5 separate regions of the Homo sapiens genome follow, and all the other regions are linked to region 1. The links are chromatin contacts, found by Hi-C or POLR2A ChIA-PET in ENCODE. All regions are on one chromosome and are shown on one strand. Each heading gives the region's core, a stretch centred on a gene start or an enhancer-like site at or near the end of the contact. The rest is flanking DNA. Distances are from core to core; before and after follow the strand shown. Region 1 holds the start of SNHG7 (small nucleolar RNA host gene 7). Region 2 holds the start of TPRN (taperin). Region 3 overlaps GRIN1 (glutamate ionotropic receptor NMDA type subunit 1). Region 4 holds the start of SAPCD2 (suppressor APC domain containing 2). Region 5 holds the start of NPDC1 (neural proliferation, differentiation and control 1).

What was found. Hi-C counts contacts between places; a loop is a spot of excess contacts on that map. ChIA-PET counts read pairs that join two places held with the same protein, here RNA polymerase II (POLR2A). Pooled maps may share reads with other maps.
Region 2: a loop to region 1 is called in a pooled map, with 8 times the contacts of the local background. The contact joins the promoter of TPRN here to the promoter of SNHG7 in region 1. A Hi-C loop is called at or near these places in 6 of 50 pooled maps. POLR2A ChIA-PET finds 5 or more read pairs at or near these places in 4 of 52 experiments (HEK293, PC-9, activated B cell and 1 more).
Region 3: a loop to region 1 is called in a pooled map, with 4 times the contacts of the local background. The contact joins the enhancer-like site here to the promoter of SNHG7 in region 1. A Hi-C loop is called at or near these places in 2 of 50 pooled maps. POLR2A ChIA-PET finds 5 or more read pairs at or near these places in 4 of 52 experiments (B cell, BJ, OCI-LY7 and 1 more).
Region 4: a loop to region 1 is called in a map with no recorded cell type, with 7 times the contacts of the local background. The contact joins the promoter of SAPCD2 here to the promoter of SNHG7 in region 1. A Hi-C loop is called at or near these places in 1 of 168 maps with a recorded cell type or tissue (naive thymus-derived CD4-positive, alpha-beta T cell), 1 of 37 single-sample maps with no recorded cell type and 8 of 50 pooled maps. POLR2A ChIA-PET finds 5 or more read pairs at or near these places in 14 of 52 experiments (AG04450, CD4-positive, alpha-beta T cell, CD8-positive, alpha-beta T cell and 11 more).
Region 5: a pooled map shows a loop between it and region 1 (2.9-fold over the local background). The contact joins the promoter of NPDC1 here to the promoter of SNHG7 in region 1. A Hi-C loop is called at or near these places in 4 of 50 pooled maps. POLR2A ChIA-PET finds 5 or more read pairs at or near these places in 4 of 52 experiments (HEK293, T-cell, activated CD4-positive, alpha-beta memory T cell and 1 more).

Annotation. Positions count from the first base shown.
Region 1 is chr9:136,726,659-136,729,568 of GRCh38, reverse strand. It overlaps SNHG7 (small nucleolar RNA host gene 7), which reads left to right and starts at 1,385. Exons shown (of 5, transcript NR_024543.1): 1 at 1,385-1,688; 2 at 2,483-2,523. LOC124900276 (cuticle collagen 2-like) reads left to right here and starts at 1,385. Exons shown (of 5, transcript XM_047424334.1): 1 at 1,385-1,688; 2 at 2,483-2,523. It overlaps SNORA17A (small nucleolar RNA, H/ACA box 17A), which reads left to right and starts at 2,690; the gene lies at 2,690-2,822. RefSeq lists an enhancer at 38-187 and silencers at 635-804, 958-1,637.
Region 2 is chr9:137,199,491-137,202,400 of GRCh38, reverse strand. TPRN (taperin) reads left to right here and starts at 1,660. Exons shown (of 4, transcript NM_001128228.3): 1 at 1,660-2,910. The coding sequence starts at 1,690. RefSeq lists an enhancer at 672-1,200 and silencers at 1,429-1,898, 1,989-2,058.
Region 3 is chr9:137,149,977-137,152,886 of GRCh38, reverse strand. All of the region lies in intron 4 of GRIN1 (glutamate ionotropic receptor NMDA type subunit 1), which reads right to left. Among named protein-coding and RNA genes, the nearest start is that of GRIN1, 12 kb to the right of the region's middle. RefSeq lists an enhancer at 1,137-1,456. Within about 2 kb of position 1,371, at least 4 of the 41 ENCODE cell types and tissues checked have a DNase peak (open chromatin) inside an H3K27ac peak, as active enhancers do; they include B cell and OCI-LY7, where a contact is called at or near this core.
Region 4 is chr9:137,069,042-137,071,951 of GRCh38, reverse strand. SAPCD2 (suppressor APC domain containing 2) reads left to right here and starts at 1,395. Exons shown (of 6, transcript NM_178448.4): 1 at 1,395-2,062. The coding sequence starts at 1,492. RefSeq lists an enhancer at 254-1,233 and silencers at 1,338-1,747, 1,918-1,967, 2,018-2,067.
Region 5 is chr9:137,044,684-137,047,593 of GRCh38, reverse strand. It overlaps NPDC1 (neural proliferation, differentiation and control 1), which reads left to right and starts at 1,417. Exons shown (of 9, transcript NM_015392.4): 1 at 1,417-1,716. The coding sequence starts at 1,605. RefSeq lists an enhancer at 683-1,352.

The DNA.
Region 1 (2,910 bases), core at 136-2,635:
CTTCAGAACGAGAGCCAGAGTTCCTGCCAGCTCTAGAGCGAAATCCAATCAAGAACCAGCTCTAGCACCATATCCAGAGCTAGGACCAGCTCTGACACTTTTCCCAGGGCAAAGACTAGCAACAGCAACACAGCTAGAGGCAGCTCCAGAGCATCGGTCCCCGGGGCAGAGCCAGCTTGTCTCCAACAACCGTGTCAGTGCTAGGACAGAGCCTGCACCATCTCTGGAGGTGGAGCCTGCTGTGGTGCCAGCTCCAGCCCCAACACCAGAGCTAGAACCCAGCCTGCTGGTGGGGCCACACAGGGAGGAGCCTCAGACCGCGCAGTTGCAGCCCAGTTGCAAAGTGTCCTGGGGTCCTGCGCTGGGGCTTTTCTTAGGAGCCCTGGGGTGTTTTCTGGCTTTGCAAAGGCAATGAAAATTTGAGTTGAATTTATCACCAGCTCCTGCTCCCTCTAAGCCAGTACCCGAGCTGGAGCCAGCTCCTATGCCAGCTCCCGCACCCCGGCCTTCCTGGCCTTTGCCTGTGGCTGCAGAGAGCAGGCTGAGCCAGAAGCCTCATCTCCTGGTGTCCCCTCCAGGCCTAAGGCTAGAGCGGTCTGCGCTGTGCAATGCGGAGGCTGCCCAGCCCCAGGACAGCAGCGCGGCCTTCCTCCCGGCCCCTGCGGCTCAGGCCTGTCATCCCCTGCTCTGGAGCTCGCGTCCTGGTCCGAGTCCCGGCGGCTCCACCGTTCGCAGCCCGGCGACCGCGGCGAGTCGCTTGGCCGCGAGGCCTCGGTGTCCCGCCCTGCGCGGTGACCGAGGTCCCAGGACACAGCGCAGACAGGGCGCTAGTCAGGCCTGGCCGCGGTAATCCCGCCTGCCGGGACCCTCGCCCGCCTCAGCACTCATTAGGCGCCTGGTGTGTACCCGCGCCCATGGCCGACACCGGCAGAGCCCCTGGTGGGGAAGGGACGGAGCGCGTCGCGGGAGCCCCATGCTGCCCGGGGTGGGCGCTGCTCGACAGTCACGGGAGCCGCCCCAATGGCTGGGACCACCGGGACCCACGGGCTCGTGGAGCGTCCTCCTGACCCGGCCTGGGAATCCTCCGCGAAAACGGGGAGCCGCGCGTGTCCGTGGCGTGCCCGGCACCCGGCGGGTCGGAAACGGCGCGGCCCTGGCTGCTGGCCCCGTGGGGCGGTCGCGGTGCAGGACACGGGTCACGGCGCTGCCGCTGCTCTGCGTGGCGAACCCACACGCCCGCCCGCCAGCCACTGAGCAGCGCCCACGTGCGGGCGCGGGGAGCTGAACGGCCGGGGACCGCTGGGGGGCGCTGCTTGGGCGGGGCGGATTGACTCTTGCGGGCCGCCGTACGCGCTATAAAAGGCGCGGCGCTTCCCTTCTCGTCCTCTGCGTGCGCCGGAGGCTGCCGTGGCGGGTGGGCCGCCTGACTTCTCCTCCCGGCCAGTTCTCGAGCGCCTCACCGGGCCTCGCCCTGCAGCCTCGCTCTCGCTGGCGCTGCGCGGCCTAGGGGACTGGGCTGCTGGCCTCCGGGTGCGGGGTGGGGGCAGGCTCCGACCTGGGGCGTCCTGGCCGCGCGAGCCGCGGGATGGGGGCCCGGGCCGCGGAGGAGGCGCCGCTGGTGTGTCCCTTGGTGGAGAGGGCGCTGCCGGCCCTGCGCGGTTTCCAGCCAGGAAGCTTCGGGAAGCCTGGTGAGAGCTGAGTGCGCGAATTCGGATCTTAGAGAAAGGCACCCCGTTCACCCACGACCCTTCCGCTCCTGCCGCTGCTTCCCTGAGTCGCTCAGGCTGTGGGAAGATGTTTGTCGGCATCTTTGAAAAATTGATTTCTTATGCTGCGTCAGGTGGTTTCCTTGTCACTGTGGCTGCTCAGCGGGAGGCTGTTCTGGCGGGAGGAGGACTGCTCGGTTGTCTGGTGGGCATTCCGCCTCGTGGTCCTGGTCCCTTGATACCTGCAGGGGATCAGCAGCCCGCGTTTCGTGGCCACTGTGTTGTAACTCCAACTTCCCCTCCCGCAAATTAAGCGTAGAGTAAGGGGAGAGAGTAACATGGGTCGGATTTTTCTAGAACGGCCCTTGTGACAGTGAGCTTTTTGGTGGCAGGGAGCTTCTTTGGTCCGCCTTCCTGGAGACCAGATGCAGCAAAACGCAGTCTTTTTCTTTTCGAGACAGAGTCTCAGTTGCCCAGGCTGGAGTGCAGTGGCGCGATCTCAGCTCACTACCACCTCTGCCTCCTGGGTTCAAGCGACTTTCCTGCTTCAGCCTCCAGAGTAGCTGGGATTACAGGCGCCAGCCACTAGGCCAGCTAACTTTTTTTTTTTTTTTTTTTAGAGAGACGGGTTTCACCGTGTTGGCCAGGCTGGTTTTGAACTCCTGACCTCAAGTGATCTGCCCGCCTCGGCCTCCCAAAAAACGCAGTGTTTATGTGATGCTCCTCTGTGGTGTTTGCAAGATTTATACAAAATTGCGGTTTCTTTTTTTCTCTAGGACGTCTGCTCACTGGAGATGACACGTGCGTGGGGTGTTGGGTAAGTTGGTGCATTGGAGCTGGAACAGGGTCAATCCTCCAATGTAACTAAGCCCTCCTGTGCAACATCTTAAGTGACTGGAGGGACCAGTCGGTCTTGTGTTCACATTGAGGCTAGAAGCTGTCTCCAGGGGAGTAAAAACGGATTATTTAGTCTTCAACAGGACACTGCCCCTAGAGGCGTTGCAGCTGTGGCTGCCGTGTCACATCTGTGTCATTAGGTGGCAGAGATTAGAGAGGCTATGTCTACGCTCAGCGTTCTGCCCCGTGAACGTTTGAATGTTTGATAGTCTCACACTCCTGTTTTGTGGACAGGCATCTGTTTTCCTTCGCTGGTATCTGGGAGAGAGGGTGGGCCCTGTGAGTGGGCTTTCTAACTCTCGCGCTG
Region 2 (2,910 bases), core at 411-2,910, 470 kb before region 1:
GGAGACACTTGGCTTCTGGAAAGCTGAAATGAAAGTTTATTCTGGCCAGGCCCAGTGGCTCACGCCTGTAATCCCAGCAGTTTGGGAGGCCAAGGCAGGCAGATCATGAGGCCAGGAGTTCGAGACCAGCCTGGCCAACATGGCGAAATCCCGTCTCTACTAAAAATACAAAAATTAGCCGGGCGTTGTGGTGGGCACCTGTAACCCCAGCTACTTGGGAGGCGAAGGCAGGAGAATCGCTTGAATCCTGGAGGCGGAGGTTGTAGTGAGCCGAGATCGTGCCACTGCACTCCAGCCTGGGTGACAAGAGCAAGACTCTATCTCAAAAAAAAAAGAAAAAGAAAAAGTTTATTTTCTCCAGCTTAATGGAGTGGCAGGAGAATAAGGCAAGCATTAAGCTAGCGGCTGCTGCAGACTGTCATGGGGCACAGAAGCTGAGAAGGGCATCCCCAAGTTAAAAAAAAAAAATCTGTTCTGCATCATTGCAGAGACCCAGGCGACCTTGGTGTGGGAAACAGCAGTGTCTACTGAGCAGGCTGCTGACTGCAGGGCAGGTGATGGAAAGAAGGTGATGTCCGTGCACTCCAATTCCCCTTCTCCCCGTGACTCCAAGCGATCTCCCTATTGTCTGCAGGCTTGAAAGGCTGTGGAAGCACTCTGAAGCCCTCCCTGGGGCAGAAGGGACTTGTCAGCCGGGAGGCTGTGCCCTCAGGGTCATGGTATCCGGAGCCTTGATGAGGGGACGTTCAACCGATGGGAGAGGAGTAACCTTAACGTGGCAGCAGGGTGGAATAATCAGACACAGGGGTCGGCCCTATGGGGCCCACCGTTACCCTGGCTTTTTTTTTTTTTTTTTGGCTCTGAATGCATTGGAGAGCTCTCCAAGCATGCAGGGCCCTGCCCTGGTGAACCTGCTTGCGTGTGGCGGGAGAGGCTGCTTCCTTTGTGCCTGCTCCTGCAGATGCTTTTTGGGGACCACGGATGGCAAGGTTGGGTTAAGAGGCTCCCACCTGGGCAGCCTATAAAAACTAGGGATTTCTGAGAAACTGGTTCGTTGGGGCTGCTCGGGGCTCCAGAATTGGCATTTCCAAGCCCCGCAGGCACCTGCCGGAGGTCGGAGGACCCCTGGTGAAAGCAGGGTCCGGGCCAGAGTGTGGCCTGTGCACCGTCCACGGACACGGGTGCCTTCGGTCCTGGAGCAGCGCCCTTCCTGCACCGCGCTCTCAGCGGACGGAACAGGCGGCCTCGGTGCTGGCAGCATGAGGAAGTCCCAAGCTCAGCCAAGGTCACTCGGGGCGCAGGGTCCAGGGGCCGCGCACCCGGCTACCCCCAGGGACGCCGGGAGCTGAGAGCGCAGAGGCGGAAGTGGGGTCTGCCAGTGAGCGGCGCGAGGCACCGGGGTGTGTCCGGGGGGCCGTCCCCAATGGAGGCCAGCTCCGGTGATAGGCGTTGTCCAATGAAGTCCCTTGGGAGGCGGGGTTGAGGCGAGTGTTGTCCAATCGGTAGGGTCACTTGAGGGGCCCGCCCTCCTCCCCTGCCATAGGTGGGCCTCCCGCACGGGGCGGGGAGAGCGGGCTTTCCCCAATGGTCGGTGGCCCGGGAGGGGGCGTGGCCGCGGCGCCCAGGCTGGCCGCGGCGGCGGCTGCCACTCCGGCCCTCAGTCCAGCCGTCCGCTGCCGCGTTCGCAGCATGGCCGCCCTGGGGCGGCCGGGCTCGGGGCCGCGCGCTGCGGTGCCCGCTTGGAAGCGTGAGATCCTGGAGCGGAAGCGGGCCAAGCTAGCCGCGCTGGGCGGGGGCGCGGGGCCCGGGGCGGCGGAGCCCGAGCAGCGGGTGCTGGCCGAGAGCCTGGGCCCGCTGCGCGAGAACCCGTTCATGCTGCTGGAGGCCGAGCGGCGGCGCGGCGGGGGCGCGGCGGGGGCGCGGCTGCTGGAGCGGTACCGCCGCGTGCCTGGCGTGCGCGCCCTCCGCGCCGACAGCGTCCTCATCATCGAGACGGTGCCCGGCTTCCCGCCCGCGCCGCCCGCCCCGGGGGCCGCGCAGATCCGCGCCGCCGAGGTGCTGGTGTACGGGGCGCCGCCCGGCCGCGTCAGCCGCCTACTGGAGAGGTTCGACCCGCCCGCCGCGCCGCGCCGCCGCGGGAGCCCCGAGCGCGCCCGCCCCCCGCCGCCGCCGCCGCCGCCCGCGCCGCCCCGGCCCCCGCCCGCGGCCCCCAGCCCGCCCGCCGCGCCCGGGCCCCGCGGTGGCGGGGCGAGCCCCGGGGCCCGGCGCAGCGACTTCCTCCAGAAGACCGGCAGCAACTCCTTCACCGTCCACCCCCGGGGTCTGCACCGCGGCGCGGGCGCCCGCCTGCTCTCCAACGGGCACTCGGCCCCTGAGCCCCGGGCCGGCCCTGCCAACCGCCTCGCGGGCTCCCCGCCTGGGTCGGGACAGTGGAAGCCAAAGGTGGAGTCGGGGGATCCCTCCCTCCACCCGCCCCCCAGCCCCGGGACCCCGAGTGCCACTCCAGCCTCACCCCCTGCCAGTGCCACTCCTAGCCAGCGCCAGTGCGTCTCCGCAGCCACCAGCACCAACGACTCCTTCGAGATACGGCCGGCCCCCAAGCCAGTTATGGAGACCATCCCCTTGGGGGACCTCCAGGCCCGGGCGCTGGCCAGCCTCCGCGCAAACTCTCGAAATTCTTTCATGGTCATCCCCAAGAGCAAGGCCTCCGGGGCTCCTCCTCCTGAGGGGAGGCAGTCCGTGGAGCTGCCAAAGGGAGACCTGGGCCCGGCCTCCCCGAGCCAGGAGCTCGGATCCCAGCCGGTGCCTGGAGGGGATGGTGCGCCTGCCCTCGGGAAGAGCCCCCTGGAGGTCGAGGCACAGTGGGCAGTCGAGGAGGGGGCCTGTCCCAGGACAGCCACCGCCCTCGCT
Region 3 (2,910 bases), core at 122-2,621, 420 kb before region 1:
TGTACATGATTCTGCATGTGTGGGTAGAGATGTATGCATGGTGTGACTATAGTGTGTATACATGCATTTGTGCACGTGTGTATGGTATGTGCATACACATGTGGTGTGTGGTGTGTGCTCATGGGCATGGATGTGTGGTATGCACGTGGTTCCTGTGTGCCCTGACCATGTCCCTTCCCCTGGGCTGGCCTTTTTCTTAGGGCCATGTCTGGAAACGTGACCTTGGCCCTGAGGCTGGCAACGCGGGGTCAACCTGTGGGACCGCAGTGCACGGCTCAGGGGCTCACAGGCCGAGAAAAAAAAGTGGAGAAAACGCCCCCTCCCCTCTCTGTGGGGACCTGGGCATGGCGGGGTTCTGTGGATTGGTTTTGTATGTGGTTTTCTCTCCCGTGTCCTGTTGGTCACTCCAGTTAGAATGTAGGGATCAGGCAGGTCTAGCTTGATGTGAACTTGTCTATTGCAAAAGTGGCCAACAGTGGAACAGGTATGTTTTAGGGCAATCGATTCCTTGAGTTGACCCATCTTGGATGAAGAAATTCCACTTCCCAGCCAGCTGTCTGTCCATTTGTTCACCTGCCCATCCATCCTTTTATCCCATCACAGCTACAGAATTTCTCTCAAGCTCTGTGATGAGTAAGGGAAGTGTAAACAATTCAGAAAATAACAGAAGAGGCCACAAGTGGCTGGGCACGGTGGCTCACTCCTGTAATCCCAGCACTTTGGGAGGCCGAGGCGGGCAGATCATGAGGCCAGAAGATTGAGGCCATCCTGGCTGACATGGTGAAACCCCGTCTCTACTAAAAATACAAAAAAGTAGCAGGGCGTGGTGGCAGGGGCCTGTAGTCCCAGCTACTTGGGAGGCTGAGGCAGGAGAATGGCGTGAGCCCGGGAGGTGGAGCTTGCAATGAGCCGAGATCGAGCCACTGCACTCCAGCCTGGGTGACAGAGTGAGACTCCATCTCAAAGAAAAAAAAAAAAAAAAAAAAAGAGGCCACAAGTTCGAGACCAGTCTGGCCAACATGGTGAAACCCCGTCTCTACTAAAAATACAAAAATTAGCCGGGTGTGGTGGCTTGTGCCTGTAGTCCCAGCTACTCGGGAGGCTGAGGCAGGAGAATCGCTTGAACCCAGGAGGCAGAGGTTGCAGTGAGCTGAGATTGTACTACTGCACTCCAGCCTGGGTGACAAAGCAAGACTCCCTCTCAAAACAACGAAAAAGGAAATTAACTTCTGAGAGTCTGGCGGGGCTTTCTCTAAGAGGGGCTTTTTCTGGGCGGGGCTTTTTCTGGTAGGGGCTTTCACTGGGTGGGGCTTTCCCTGGGTGGCACGTTTCTGGGTGGGGCTTTCTCTGAGTGGGAATTTCTCTAAGTGGGAATTTCTCTGGGTGAAGCTTTCCCTGGGCGGGGCTTTCCCTGGGTGGGGCTTTCTTCTGGGTTGGGCTTTCTCTGGGCTGGTCTTTTTTCTGGGTGGAGTTTTCCCTGGGCGGGTCTTTTTCTGGGCTGGGCTTTCCCTGGGTGGGGCTTTTTTTCTGGGCGGGGCTTTCCCTGGGCGGAGCTTTCCCTGGGCGGAGCTTTTATCTGGCCAGAGCTTTTTCCTGGGCGGGTCTTTTTTTCTGGGAGGGGCTTTCCCTGGGCTGGTCTTTTTTCTGGGCAGGGCTTTCACCAGGCGCGACTTTTTTCTGGGCGGGACTTTTTTCTGGGCGGGTCTTTCCCTGGGCGGGGCTTTCCCTGGGCGGGACTTTTTCTGGGCAGGGCTTTCCCCGGGCGCGACTTTTTTCTGGGCGGGGCTTTCCCTGGGCGGGTTTTTTTTCTGGGCGGGGCTTTCCCTGGGCGGGACTTTTTCTGGGCGGGGCTTTCCCTGGGCGGGTCTTTTATCTGGGCAGAGTTTTCCCTGGGCGGGTCTTTTCTCTGGGCTGGGCTTTCCCTGGGCGGGTCTTTTTCTGGGTGGGGCTTTCCCTGGGCGAGGCTTTCGCTGGGCAGGGCTTTTATCTGGGCGGGGCTTTTTTATGGGCGGGGCTTTCCCTGGGCTGAGCTTTTATCTGGCCAGAGCTTTTCCTGGGCGGGTCTTTTCTGGGCGGGGCTTTCCCTGGGCGGTCTTTTTTCTGGGCAGGGCTTTCCTTGGGCTGGTCTTTTTTCTGGGCGGGGCTTTCCCTGGGCGGGCTTTTATCTGGGCAGAGCTTTCCCTGGGCAGGTCTTTTTTTCTGGGCGGGGCTTTCCCTGGGCGGAGCTTTCCTTGGGCTGGTCTTTTTTCTGGGCGGGGCTTTCCCTGGGCGGGCTTTTATCTGGGCGGAGCTTTCCCTGGGTGGGGCTTTCCCTGGGCAGGTCTTTTTTCTGGGCTGGGCTTTCCTTTGGCGGGTCTTTTTCTGGGCGGGGCTTTTATCTGGGCGGAGACTTCTCTTGGCGGATCTTTTTTTCTGGGCGGGGCTTTCCCTGGGCGGGCTTTTATCTGGGTGGAGCTTTCCCTGGGTGGGGCTTTCCCTGGGAGGACCTTTTTTCTGGGCGGGGCTTTCCCTGGGCAGGTCTTTTTCTGGGCGGAGCTTTCCCTTGGCGGGTCTTTTTTTCTGGGCGGGTCTTTCCCTGGGCGGGGCATTCCTTCTTTGGGACCTGTGCATACCCTTGGGACTTTGCCTGGTCACGTCTTTAAAAATCTTTTTTCCTGGAGCCCAGGCCAACCCTCCCTGGGGCTTGCAGTTGGATGAGTGGAGTGGACAAGTGACCTGTGAGCTTAAAGCCGAGTGCAGGGGGCGTAATGGGGGACGATTAGTGCCTTTTTATAGCAGCTGCAGGAGGAGCATGTAAGGCCCCGTGGGCAGCTCTAAGCAACAACCCTACCTTGGGCTGGGGAGATTCCTGCCTTCTAGTCCGAGGAGCCCTGGCTGGCCCCACCCTGCGTTCTGCCCTGGTGAGGGGGC
Region 4 (2,910 bases), core at 146-2,645, 340 kb before region 1:
GGATCCTCCCACCTCAGCCTCCCAAATACCTGGGACCACAGGCATGCACCACCACGCCTGGCTAATTTTTTAAACTTTTTGTAGAAATAGGGTTGCCTTATGTTGCCCAGGCTGGTCTTGAACTCCCCAGCTCAAGTGATCCTCCCGCCTCGGCCTCGTGCTGGGTTTTTGAGCAGACCAGCCATTAAAGGGGAAGCTGGCTTACAGGACCAAGCTCTGATGGGCTGCTCCAGGCTCAGAGCTTCTTATGTCCTTCCAGCATTCCCTACGATGAAGGAGTCCCACTTAGAGTGAGTGACCCAGAAGAGAAGTGGACCCAGGATACTCCCTGGCCTGGGAAGATGCCTCTACAGCTTGAGACACAGGCACCAGTGGCTCAGGCCTGAGGACAGAGACCCAGGTAGGTATGCCAGCTGAGGCCTGCCCAGGAGGGAGGGTGGGAGACCCGCAGAGGGCCAAGGCAAGTCTCGGATTGGGGGCCTGTCTGGGGAGGGTGTTTGCACCCTGAACACCTCCCTGGAACCTAGAGGGTACTACTGGCCAGCCCTGAGATGGGCTCCCAGGGCTAGAACCCAGGCTAAGGCCTGGTCTCACCTCCCATGTGGACAGACCAAATGAAGACAGAGTGACCAGATCCCAGCTGGAAACACAGCAGAGGCAGGGGGACAGGGCTGCGGGAGCCAGGAGAGCAGCTGGAGGAGGTGTCCAGCCAGGGGAAGGAGGAGAGGAGAGCAAGAGGCAGAGGGAGCTGGTCACTAGATGGGGATCTGGGGACACAGGAGAAAGTGGCTTTGTTCTGCAGCAGGCAGGCCAGGCCAGACTGTCCCGAGGGACCAGAGGAGGAGCCAGCAGCAGTGGGGACAGAAAGGCCTCTGTGAGTGGGAAGCGCCCAGCTGGCTGGAGCCTACGATCCTCTTGGGGCCCTCCTGGTGGAAGAGAAGGGGGCCGCAGGGTCACCTGTGCTTGCGGCCAGGGAACTAGAGGGGAAAAGTGGGATCTTTGGAGGGGGTGCCCCCCCCCATTCTTACCCCACGAGGCTACCTGGAGACAGGTTTTTTTGTAGGGTGCCAGGCCCCGCCCCTTGGAGAGGTGGCCGGGGCAGCCAGCCACAGCTGGATCCGAGAAAGCGCCTGGCCGCGGCAGGAGGTTTGGTGGGGCTGGGGCGGGGCAGAAAGGAAGGTCTGCGAGGCCAGAGTGGAGCAGGAGCTGGGGGATCCGGTTCCGCCTGCCCAGGGCCTCCGCGCGCCTCCCAGGGCCACTCGGCAAGAAAAAAAAAAAAAAAATCAAACCTCCTCTCAGCCTATCAGAGAGCAGATGGGACGGGCTCGGCCAATGGCCGCGGCGCATGTTAATGAGGGCTGACGCCGCGAGGAGGGCCCCATTCAAAAGTAGTCGCTATTGTCGCCGTGGGCTGAGCTCGCCGGGCCGGCCCCTCCGTGGGGCCGCGCTGGGACGCACGCGGGTGGACGAGGGGACCGATCCCGGGCGCCCATGGCCGGGGCCGCCATGGCCGAGCGGGGCCGCGTGCCTCCCCCCGCACCCGCGCCCAGCACGGAGGGGCTGCCGCGCGCCTTCCTGCAGAGCCTGCGCACCCTGTTCGACATCCTGGACGACCGGCGGCGCGGCTGCGTGCACCTGCGCGAGATCGAGTCCCGCTGGCAGGGCACCGACGCGCGGGAGCTGCCCCGCGGGGTGCTGGAGGGCTTGCGCCAGGTGGCCCCGGCCAGCGGCTACCTGACCTTCGAGCGCTTCGTGGCCGGCCTGCGCACCTCCCTGCTGAGCGCCGACGGCGGCCCCCGGGACCCCACGCGCGCCCCGGCCCGGCCCGGGGATCAGCCGCCGCCGCCGCCGCAGCGCCTGGTGTTCGCTCCGGCCGACGAGCCGCGGACGGTCCTGGAGAGGAAGCCCCTGCCCCTGGGCGTGCGCGCCCCTCTGGCCGGTCCCAGCGCCGCCGCCCGCAGCCCGGAGCAGCTGTGCGCCCCGGCTGAGGCGGCGCCCTGCCCCGCGGAGCCCGAGCGGTCCCAGAGCGCGGCGCTGGAACCGAGCTCCAGCGCGGACGCAGGTGAGTTCCGGACGGCCCCCGGGCACCCTCGTAGCTCTCCCGGGCCCGGGCCAGAAACCGCAGTCCCACAGCTGCTGCCCGTGCATTTCCCACAAGGGACGGGACCGGGGAGCGGCTCTTCGTGGACTCCGGATCCTGGAGGGCGCCTCGGCGGGTCTGGAGGGAAAGGGCTTCATGCTTGTCGCGGTGAGCCCAGGGGCTTGCTTAGGGAGGCAAGCCAGACCCTCTCCTGCCACAGCATAAGGCCACCAGGGCCGGGGGGTGGCAGGTGACTCAGAAAACCCACCGGGAGCCCAACCTGTACCAAGCCTGAGCTTGGGCTCTCCATCTCCAATACCCTTTCCGCACCTGGGGACACCTGGGCCCTCAGCCTCCTGTCTGTGGCTGCTCAGGCAGAAGTGCTTCCTTCTCAAAGAAAGGGTCCCCCTTCTCAGTGTGACAGCTTAGCCAGGGGGGCTGGGCCCACTGACCCCACTGAGGCCTAGGCAGGCGGGGGCTGCTGCTGGTGGCCCAAGAGGACCTGGCCCTGTTGCCAAGATGGGCAGGGGCGTGGGTGGATCTCCTGCACCCCAGTGGGGCTGTACTATGGCAGATGCCATGGAGGGACATAGGCCGTAGTCCCTGGGGATGGCTGGCACACTCCTCTCCTGCCTTCCGGTCCAGTTGGCAGTGATGGGAGATTGCTGAATGGTCCCCTGTCTCCCCCAACCCAGTGCCTGCCTTGGGAACAGGACCTGTATTATGGCTGGGGTTGGGGGGCCAAGCTCCCAGAGGGGCCCCAGGCCCCACAGCCCATTCGGCCTGTGCACCCGTTCTGCCAGGGGAGGCCTGCCCACCGGTGGCTCCTG
Region 5 (2,910 bases), core at 168-2,667, 320 kb before region 1:
CCTGGCTGTGGAGCTGAGCCATGCAATGGCACAGGGCACCTTGCCCTTCTCACCTGGGACTGAGTGTCCTGCACCTCCAAAAGGCATCCTGCAGCCCCAGCCAGGCCCTGCAGCCCCTCCCCAAGCCAGTTTTCTCCAGGATGGGAAGGCCTGGTCTTGCCCACTCGCCTCCTCACCTTCCTGGGAAGTGAGCTTAGACACTGTCTCTATGCTCAGTGCCCTGGCGAGGAGGGTGGTGGTTCTTATTCTGCTCTTCCCTCCCCTCTTCACCATTTTTTTTTAAAGTCATTTGATAAACCTGAGGGCAGCCAGCCCCAGCTTTGGAGTTCTGAGACTGGAAGGACCAAGGGGACACCCCGGGTTGGAGGTCTCACTCTTGTTCTCTGAATGACTAGTCAAAGGAGGTTTCTAGTGGGATGGGGTGGGCGTGCTCTTGGGAGGCAACAGGTGAGGTGCAAGGGGGGCATCAGAGATGCCCGTTGTCAGCTGGGCACAGTGGCTCACGCCTGTAATCCCAGCACTTTGGGAGGCTGAGGCTGGCGTATCACCTGAGGTCAGGAGTTCAAGACCAGCTGAGGCAACATGGTGAAACCCCGTCTGTACTAAGAATACAAAAATTAGCCCAGCATGGTGGCACGCGCCTGTAATCCCAGCTACTCAGGAGGCAGAGGCACGAGAATCACTTGAACCCGAGAGGTGGAGGTTGCAGTGGGCCGAAATGGCACCACTGCACTCCAGGCTAGGCGACAGAGACGCTGTCTCAAAGAAAAAAAAAAAAAAAGATGCCCATTGTCCTGAGGGAGCTAAAGGGCTGTCACCTGGGGACCCTGAACACCTTGGACAGCTCCCAGCTCCGGTCCTCAGTGGCTCCGGATCACTCTTGCCCCCTGGTGGCCTCACTGAGCGCGGCCGCCGCGGCTCCAGCCAAAGCTGCAGTCGGGGCCGGGGCCGTTCTGTGTTCCTGTATTTGCTTTTCCCGCGAGTGGGGGTGCCCCTGCCTCTGTGGGCACACCTGTGCCTTCCTGTGCACCTGCCCAGCTCGTGAGCACCTGTCTGCGTGCGCCCGGCGCTCCTGTGTCTCTGTGCGCTCGCGAGGCTAGGCCCACACAGGTCCTCTGCCCCATCGCGGGTGCGGGTGAGGGGCTCGGAGTCCTACCGGGAAGAGGCCAGAAGGGAGCGCATCCTGGAGAAGCCCACCCGCGGCCCAAACCCAGCCGGACTTCTGGGAACCGCACCGGCCCCAGAGACCGCAGGTGCCGAGACACCCTGAGGCCGAGAGAGGTCCAGCGAGGCCCGGAGAGGGGACCAGAACTGGAGCAGGGGGAGGGGGCGCAGTCTGGAGCCGCCCTCCCGCCCCCTCAGGTGGAGCGCGCAGGCGCAGTCTCCGCGTGCGCGCCTCGCCGGCGCCTCCATCCCGGATCCTTGCTGCAGCGTCAGCGCCGCCGCCCGTGCCTTTCCTCTTCCTCCTCCTCCTCCTTGGCATCCGCCTCTTCTTCCTCCTGCGTCCTCCCCCGCTGCCTCCGCTGCTCCCGACGCGGAGCCCGGAGCCCGCGCCGAGCCCCTGGCCTCGCGGTGCCATGCTGCCCCGGCGGCGGCGCTGAAGGATGGCGACGCCGCTGCCTCCGCCCTCCCCGCGGCACCTGCGGCTGCTGCGGCTGCTGCTCTCCGGCCTCGTCCTCGGCGCCGCCCTGCGTGGAGCCGCCGCCGGCCACCCGGGTGAGCGAGCGCGCTGGGCGCAGGCCGCGGGGCGCCCCGGGGCCGGGATCGCCGGGCGGGGACCGGGTTGCCGGGCGCCGCCGCCCTCGTCCTGCCCAGGCCCGCAGGCCCTGCAGGCCTGGTCCGCTGGTGGCGGGGGCCCCGCCTCGCCCACGATGGAATAAACAGGCCTGGCCGGAGGGCGCAGCGCGGAGCCTCCAAAAGGCCGCGCCGGATGGGGCTTCTGCCGGTTCCCAGAGGCGTACCTTACATTCATGGCTTCTTCCGCCGGGAGCGCGTCTGGCTCAGGCCTCCGCGCCGCGGCCATCTGGCTCTGGGCGGGCCCGCCGGGAGTCTGCCTGTGTGCGTCTCTGTGTCTCCGTGTTCGGGGCTCCTGCGGGTGTGGGGCTGGCCCTGAGTGCCCGCCGGCTTCGCTGCCGGTGCGCGTCCCGGGGTCGGGGCCTCAGTGCTGCTCTGCCTGTCCTCACGCCTTGGGTGGCGCTGGGCACCGGCCTTGTGCGCCATGGTGGGCGCTGAAGTTCTGGGGGCACTTATGGCGCAGGCTCGGGGTGCTGTTCTAGCTTCAATAGGAGGGAGACTGTTGCAGCCTCAGAGCCTCCGCCTGCATCCCCTGCCCTCGAGGGCACTGGCATTCTGTCTTTGGGACTGAGGGCTGCAGGTGGACTCCGGAGGAGGGTGATAAGCCCAGGGTCCTGGGACACCCTCTCACCTGCACAGATGGGTCCTGAGGGTCCAGAGAGCAGAGCTCCCTGCAGGAACCCAGGATGCAAAGCTGACGTTTTTCTGGGGGGACTGAACTGGGAGACTTTGCGACTGCATTCGTACAGTACTCCTGGCAGCCCTGCAGAAGAGGTGCTGTGAGCCCGTTTTACAGGCAAGGAATCCGAGGCATGGAGAAGTTAAGTGGATTGTGGCACAGCTGAGGCGCTGTCCTGGGCAGCCTGGTTCTGTGTGTGTGGCCTCAAGGGGCCAGAGTGAGGCCGGCTTCCTCCTGGGCTCAGTGCCCCTGGATGGGAGGTGGGCATGAACAGGAGAGGCTTCCGAGAATCAGAGTGTGCTCAGCCAGGAAAGGCGGAGGCCACCTATTCAGGAAACGGGGCTGCAGCTGCTGTGCTGAGCCCGGGTGGGTGGCAGGTGCCAGTCCTCAGTTCACCGGCCTCTGCAGCTTCGTGTCTGCCTCACCGGGAGACCTGG